Linked DNA regions of Homo sapiens: regions 2 and 3 are each linked to region 1. A link is a loop called in an ENCODE intact Hi-C map of the cell type or tissue named here. Cell type or tissue: psoas muscle. All regions are shown on one strand.

Region 1 (2,500 bases):
CTCCTCCATGAAGTGGAGACAGGCCAGCACCTGCGATGAGGGCTGCCTGGGTGACTTGTGGTTGTGTCAAAAGTGTTTGCTCAAGAATAAGCTGTTTGCTTTTCATCCTGACGTCTGCTAAGCCCAGGTGCTGGAGCTATTTTTGGTAGCTGACTTCAGGAATTACTTTTCGCTATCCCCAGGCAGATCTCATAAGCCCATAATTGCTGTGAACCTCTGTGTGTGTGTGTGTGCGCATGCACTCAGGTGCATGTGTGCTTCATAAGCTTGCTCACTGATAATAAGCCAGATTTAGAGTCTTAAAAAGCTCCCTATCTGATTTTTCCACACTTTCTTATGACCACTAGTTCCTCTTTAACCACCAGGGATAAAGTCTTTGAGGAAGAGAATTGTTCTGAGCAACGCCTGGTCTAATGTGCTCTTCTGATTGCACTTAGCTCCCAGGGTTCCTAGGCTGGACAGGCAGACTTTATAGCATCTGAAGGAGCATCTGGAAAGGACACCCTGCAATTTTGCACTTCTTGTCAGGCCAAGGTTCTTCTGCTTTAGAAATGAACCCTAAGACAGGTCATAAGCCAGGCCAAGGAGGGAAAAATAACTGGAAAATAAGGAAAATTGAGAAAGAGAAGTAGATTTTTTTTTTTTTTTTCTGAGACAGGGTCTTGCTCTGTCACCCAGGCTGTAGTGCAGTGGTGTGATCATGGTTCACTGCAGACTTGAACTCCTGGCCTTAAGCGATCCTCCTGCCTCAGCCTCCCAAAGCACTGGGATTACAGGCACAAGCTCCTGCATCTGGTTGAAAGTAGATTTAAGTAAAGTACATGTTTTTCAGTTAGATACAAGGAAGAATTGTCTCCCAGCAGGCTCAGAAATCATAAATGTGATCCTGAGGAAGTGAAAGACCACTCCTAAAAGATGCCATTAACAAGCAGCAGCAGCAGCAGCAGCAACAACAACCACCACCATGACATTTTAAAAGGTCTTACCTCACACCAGGCACAGTGCTCAAGCCAGTACTGAATGATTCATATAGTGGTTATTGTATCTCTATGATATATACAGTCTCAACCCCTTTTACACATATGGAAATGGAGGCTCATGGTTTAAGCCACTGGCTCGAAATCACAAAGGGGTGCATGGTGGCACCAGGCTACAAATGTAGGTCTGACTCCAAATCCCTAGGTAGTTTTCTGTCTCGGATTTTGATTAATAGGCTCCAAAGCAATGTCAGTGTGAGATGATTTGGAAGTGGAATCCATATTGTCTATTTTACAAAGTAGTTATCCAGATACATGAAATTACCTGTGTGAAAGCACTTTGAGGAGCATGCAGTACTGTTCAAGTATAAAAAGGCATCATCATCATCATCATCGTCATTGTCATCACCATCATCGCGGTCACTTAATTTCTCCAGCTCTGCCAATAGATTCTTATGGCATTTCACATATCCAATCACTAGGGGGAGGCAATAGACAATGCATATAAGCAAACTTAGTTTTGGAAGGAAAGTTTATTTTTCCTGTAAGTGATGCTCAGAGATTTAAAATAAATAAGCAAAGGTTTGTATTAGGGACTGGCAGCCATTCCCGTCAAGGTTTGATCTTGTGCTTTTGTTGAAGTGTTTCCCTGAGGGCATCTTCGTCTATCACAAATACTTATGAATAGTGGGTATTGCCCAACAAAGGCCTGACATCGACTTTTGTTTCATTGTTCCTGCTTCTTGCCTTCTTTCCCCACTGTGATTCTGCCTGTGATCATTTCTGCTTTCGTTGAGGTGCAGTTTTTCCTTTATTCTCCCCATTCCATTTGACTATGGACCGTGTTTGTTGGTCATCTGAGGCAGAGCCAGTAGGGCATGTTCCTGATCTCTCCTGTCCCTTAACGGTGCTGCCCTGGGGTACCTTTGGCTTCCATGGAATCTCTTCCTCAGTCTTGGGGTTCCTGAGGTGACCTTCTTGGCTCTCGTATGCAGACCATTCTGACTCTTCCTACATCATTCTCATCCACACTTTTCTTACTGTGGCGATGTTGACTTCTCTTTCCATCCTTCTGGAATTCCACATCTGCCTTCATTTCCTTTCTGCTAGGTGGAGAGGATGTTGGACTAGGAGTTCAGGTCCTGTGAGTACTACTTACTAGCTAGTTGGCCTTGAGACACAGGAGGACCCCACTGAGCCTTTGTTTCAGGGATCATTATAACTTCCATGTCTACTTCCCAGGCAAAGGACTATTTATTTTGTAGCCTAAATTAATCGGCCTAGGCTGTTCATGTAGAGTTATCTAAATAGTTCATCTTCTTTTCCATTTCATGTATTTCTGTGGGTCAGTCCCAAGGTTCTCATAAAGAAGCCCTCTCTGGTAGTGTCTGCACTGTTCCACCAGGTGCAAGTGATCTGCCAGCCAAAGTAGATTCTGCTGTGGCTTCCCTGGAAACCAAAGCTGTATGGGGTTGTGTCTTAGCTCATTAGGGCTGCTATAACTAATTACCATAGACTAGATG
Region 2 (2,500 bases), 760 kb after region 1:
AGTAGGAACTGGTAGAAATATCCCATTCATGTCACAGAGCAGTATCCATGGGGGGTCTGCTGGGAAGCATTCAGGCAGTCACGGAAGTGGGCACAGCTCACGTGCACAAGTGTAGAAGTCAGTTGCTAATTCAGGACTGTGGATTTGCTGTATAGTGCTCAACAGACCATCAGAAGATAGGCAGTCGGGAGACTGCCTTCTCCTTCTCCTGATATGTTTTATGCCTTCCTCCCTTTAACACATTTAAAGTAATGCCTATCACCTGAAAGAACTAAGTGTCAACTATTCTTACGGTTTTATAGCTTTAGTTGAATATGTCAAAATTAATGGAGAGAAAATAAGTGAGTCTATGTATCTCTGATTAAAGCATAATTATGATGCCTTTAGCCCAGTGTCCAGTCATGTTACATGTCATGCTGCAGAAATCATGGTCAGCATTATTCCATTTTCTCTATGTATATAAATATCTTATTATAAGAAATAAAGTAAGTGCACTTAACCCATTAATAGGTTATTCTAAATAAGAGAGGATTTTGAAGGGGTAGGGAAGGGTTAAAATTCAGAAGTGCATTAGGTATGTTGTTCTCTAAGGTAATAGACTTTATTATAGAAATCATGATTGAGCAAAACATTTGATTGGTATACCTAGAGAAGTTGAGAGAAAAACACAGTTGTTCTTCTAAAAGTAAGAAAAAAATTCAAAACTTGGAAATAGAGAAAAGGATGGCTACATATCTTTTCTATGTCACACTGGAGCAATGTCTAATAGACACACCTAAGGACTGCCTGATTCTCTAGGGATATTGTAGCTGCACCAGACCAGTCTGATTCAACTTTTACATAACAAAGTTATGAGATGTTTTTCAGTTGTCATGGACCCTCAGATCACGTGGCCTGAGCATGCCCAGAAGAACCAATCCTGCAATCACAGGGAGACCCTAAGTACCCCGACAGAAGAGCAGGAACTGAATTTAGAAGTGGACACCACATGGCAGGATCCAGGATCCAATCAGTAGAGTTTTGGTGTCACCCCATGACAGGATCCAGTCACATCATGCCTCCTGGCATCACCTCATTGCAAGATCCAATCAGATTATGCCTCATTACCCTATGCTTATAAAACCTGACCCAGCTCCCAGCTCAGAGAGGCACTGCTTTGGGAATTATCTCCTGTGTTCTCCTTACTTGTTACAAGTAACAAAATCCCTTTGCTAAATCTTTCTTGCCTGTGGTCATTGGGTTGATGCCCATCAAGTGATCAAATCCACCCATTACGTGGGTAACAATATGATATCTACCTTTGACCTTTTACGATTGATTTGTCAATATTAATTTGTGATAAACTTAGAGCATTGCAAATGATTCTTATAGCAATACAAAGGAATTTTGCCCGTAGAGACAGAAATGATTTCTGCCTGGTAAAAAGGATTACAACCCAAAGGTCTAAGTTTTATTGTCCTGTATGACATTAACCAATTTTGTGTGTAATTTAATAATTAATTCTAGAGTTACTTCTTTCAGTGACTACAAATACATCTGTTTCTCTCACATTTCTTTGAACCAGTTTTAGTATCCTACTGGGTCTCTCATTAATGAAATAAGCAGCTCTTTAGTGTATACTGACTTTGTTTTTGCATGAGTCATGTCTTTAACCTTGTGAAAATTATACTTCAATACTAATCGGCTTCTCAAAGCCCACAAACACAAGTCACAAATGGTCAACTGATAATGCTGATTAAAAGTCAGTTTTCTCAGTCAATGTAAGAAGCCAAAAAATGAGTTTCTGTGAAACAAAAATGTTGCCTGTTTTTCAACATGCTCAAAGCCCAGATGGGTTTAAAATTGCCTACAACTTGCCTAAGCTTTGAACTGAGACATTCTAAATTCACTATCAGAGGAAAAGATGGATGGGGTGGGAGTGGGAGGAGATGCATGGGAAGAGGAAACAAAGTGAAAAGACATTGTCCTGTCTAAGATGACTTTTCTAAGTTAGCCAGAATGCAAAAGGCCAGTTTGCTGACTAAGAGTTATGAACACAAACCCAGAAAGATGTGAGTGATGCTGTATTGTCTTAAATACTAGAGTCCTATTAATAATTCAAGTTTGAATAGAATGGAAAGAAACTTTTTATATTTAAAAGTGGGGAGAGGAGCAATCAATACTCCTTCCACCTTCAAGGGTCATGATGAAATTCATTATTTAGTGGCTCATTCTGGTCATGCAAGGCAAAGTTCCCTGGGCATGACCTGGGAAAAGAATATTAAAATGAAAAGAGATAAATTGGTCTGTGTAATAAAGTAAAAAGGATTGGAGAATTTTTCCTTAGCTTCTCTAAAGGGAGGATGTTTGGGGTCCCTGAGGGACTTAGAAAATGTGAGAGAAGAGCGATGTTTCCATTGGAAGAACGCCCTAAAACTACAGAGGAAGATCCTTCCATGGAGTGAATAATCTTGAGGAAAACTCATACTGAATATTTAATTTTGAATTTTTTCCTGCTGCT
Region 3 (2,500 bases), 770 kb after region 1:
ATGCCAATGGCTCCCAAATCAATTTCCACTCCAGACCTCTCTGTGCTCTGTCCCTTCAATGTAATTATGGACTTAATATTTCTACTAGGATGTCTCAAATTCTCAGAATGTTTCAGATAGAACTTAGGATCTTCCCTCCTCCCCCAAATTGGTTTTCCTCCAGAATTTCCTTTCTACCACACCCCATTGCACAAGTCAGTAATCCTTGGAGCTCCTCTCTCCCTCACACTCTATAGTCTGTATATAATCATGTGCTCCCATCGGGTGACTTTGACAACTTCCCACTCCATTAGCCCACCCCCTAGTCTAAGCTACCACCATCTCTCACCTGGACTGCAACAGCTTCCCACCTGTTCTACCCAAATCCACTCTCGTCCCTCTCCTACTCATTCTTTACACCAAAGTCTATGTTGTGCATCACTGTTCAACCCCCTGACTCCCTGTGCTGAGGCCGCACTGGTCTTTTAGTTCCCTGTAGCAAGACATGTTCCCATGCCTCCTCTCCACCCCCTCCCTACCCCACAACCACCATCGTCACAGGGCCTTTACTCATGGTCTACTGTATGCCCAGAGACTCCCCACCTCCAATCCACACACATACACAGCCATCTAGTTACCTCCTACTCATCCTTCAGACCTACATCACTTTCCCAGACCCAGGTCATGTTCCTTCATTAGAAACTTGTCTCCAGTCATGTTCTGGACATGTGTATCTCAGATTTGTAATTACACTCCTTCACTCACTTAACAGCTCTTTACTAAGCACCTACTTTGTGCCAGGTACTGTCCTAGGCAACTGAATAATTAGTCAAGCAATTGAAAAATAAATGCTTGAGTATTTTCTGTTACTCTCAAGTACTAGGAAACTGAAAAAATACAATATAATTACCACAGGTAATTACATTCTATGAATAATTAATTACAAGTTCATTTCTTTATTTATCTTTTTAATATCATTCCCACTCTAGGCCCTATGTTCAATGAGAGCTGGAACTGTGTATATTCTGGTCGACAAGTATCATCAGCTCTCAGTGTAGTGCTAATGCCTAGCAGGTACTAAAACATTTGGGAAATTAATGAATATTTACATTTGTAAATTAACAAGTGAATGAATAAATATAATTTGAATATTATAACCTGGCTTACATTGAACTTGTGATATTTTAATGTTTAATAAATATTGTGATATACAATTCGAAAACAATTTCATGTGTAGGCGGCAAGACAACCTTTCCCCAACTTGCCCATTAACCTGTAAAAGATGTGAATAGTTACTCCCTTCTCCCCTCACTTTTGAGAAGTGGTTTCCGAAGAGCTAGCTGAACTTTGCTGCCATCTTTTGACCAAAGTTAATACTGCAGAGATAAAAGCTACATTCCGTAGAAATTCTCATTACAGCCTCTGAGTATCAATGAGTTCTAGCTTTGTGTAAAAATGCAAGAACGTGTTGCCACTTAAGAGGAAATACATGGCCACACTCGGTGCCTACTTCTATTATATGTTTCTTTCTTTATTTGCATAGCTATCTTCTATCCACTCTTTCTTCTGTATCCCAGCACCATGGTAAAGCTTAATAAATATTTTTTTATGTGAATATTCTAAGCGAACAGTAAGTGAACAACAATTTAATATCAGGACGTGCAGTGTACAGACACCAAATAGACATTAGTTATTATTATTAACATTATCATTATTAAGACCCTTCCCCTGCAAAGTAGATGACTTCAGGAAGACTCTAAGTTCCTACTTGCTTGTGGACACCTACCCCAAACTTTGTCTCTCTCTCTCCTCTCTTCTTTCCTCTCACCCTCCCCTTCCCTGGAAGGCCCATGAAAATTACTTTTCATTGCTATCTTAATCCCTTAAAATATATAAATACAGGCCGGGAATGGTGGCTAATGCCTGTAATCCCAGCACTTTGGAAGGCCAAAGCGGGCAGATCACTTGAGGCCAGGAGTTCAGGACCAGCTTGGCTAACATGGCAAAAGCACGCTAATAGTTGTCTACAAAAAAATACAAAAATTAGCCAGACGTGGTGGCGCATCTCTGTAATCCCAGCTACTTGAGAGGATGAGGTGGAAGGATTACCTGAGCCCAGGAGGTGGAGATGGAGGTTGCAGTGAGCCGAGATCACACTGCTGCACTCCAGCCTGGGCAACAAAGTAAGACTCTGTCTCAAAAAAGAAAAAAAAAAAAAAAAAAATATATATATATATATATATACACACACATATATATATATGTATATATATACACATACATATATATGTATATATATACACATATATGTGTATATATATACATATATATGTATATATGTATATATATACATATATATGTATATATATGTATATATATACATATATGTGTGTATATATATATATACACACACATATACACACATACATACATATCTTTATATTTTGGTTCTCCATTAAAATTATAAGGCCCTAGTTGCAAAAAAATTGTATTTCAATCTTAGGATCTCCCACAGTACTCA

The links. A loop is a pair of places that touch in the nucleus more often than their neighbours do. Peaks named below come from ENCODE experiments on the same cell type or tissue, not always from the same donor. Only the 100,000 strongest peaks of a DNase experiment are listed, where the experiment ranks them.
Region 2: a loop joins it to region 1, with 3 times the contacts of the local background. A loop is called at or near these places in 89 of 110 quality-filtered maps.
Region 3: it touches region 1 in a loop (11-fold over the local background); 89 of 110 quality-filtered maps call a loop at or near these places.

What each region holds. Positions count from the first base shown.
Region 1 is chr14:55,706,068-55,708,567 of GRCh38, forward strand. No RefSeq gene overlaps it. Among named protein-coding and RNA genes, the nearest start is that of LINC00520, 89 kb to the right of the region's middle. In psoas muscle, a CTCF peak has its summit at 1,434 (motif pointing right); no DNase peak of the experiment used is centred here; H3K27ac peaks cover 682 bases.
Region 2 is chr14:56,463,633-56,466,132 of GRCh38, forward strand. No RefSeq gene overlaps it. Among named protein-coding and RNA genes, the nearest start is that of TMEM260, 110 kb to the right of the region's middle. In psoas muscle, no CTCF peak of the experiment used is centred here; no DNase peak of the experiment used is centred here.
Region 3 is chr14:56,473,284-56,475,783 of GRCh38, forward strand. No RefSeq gene overlaps it. Among named protein-coding and RNA genes, the nearest start is that of TMEM260, 110 kb to the right of the region's middle. In psoas muscle, a CTCF peak has its summit at 1,338 (motif pointing left); no DNase peak of the experiment used is centred here.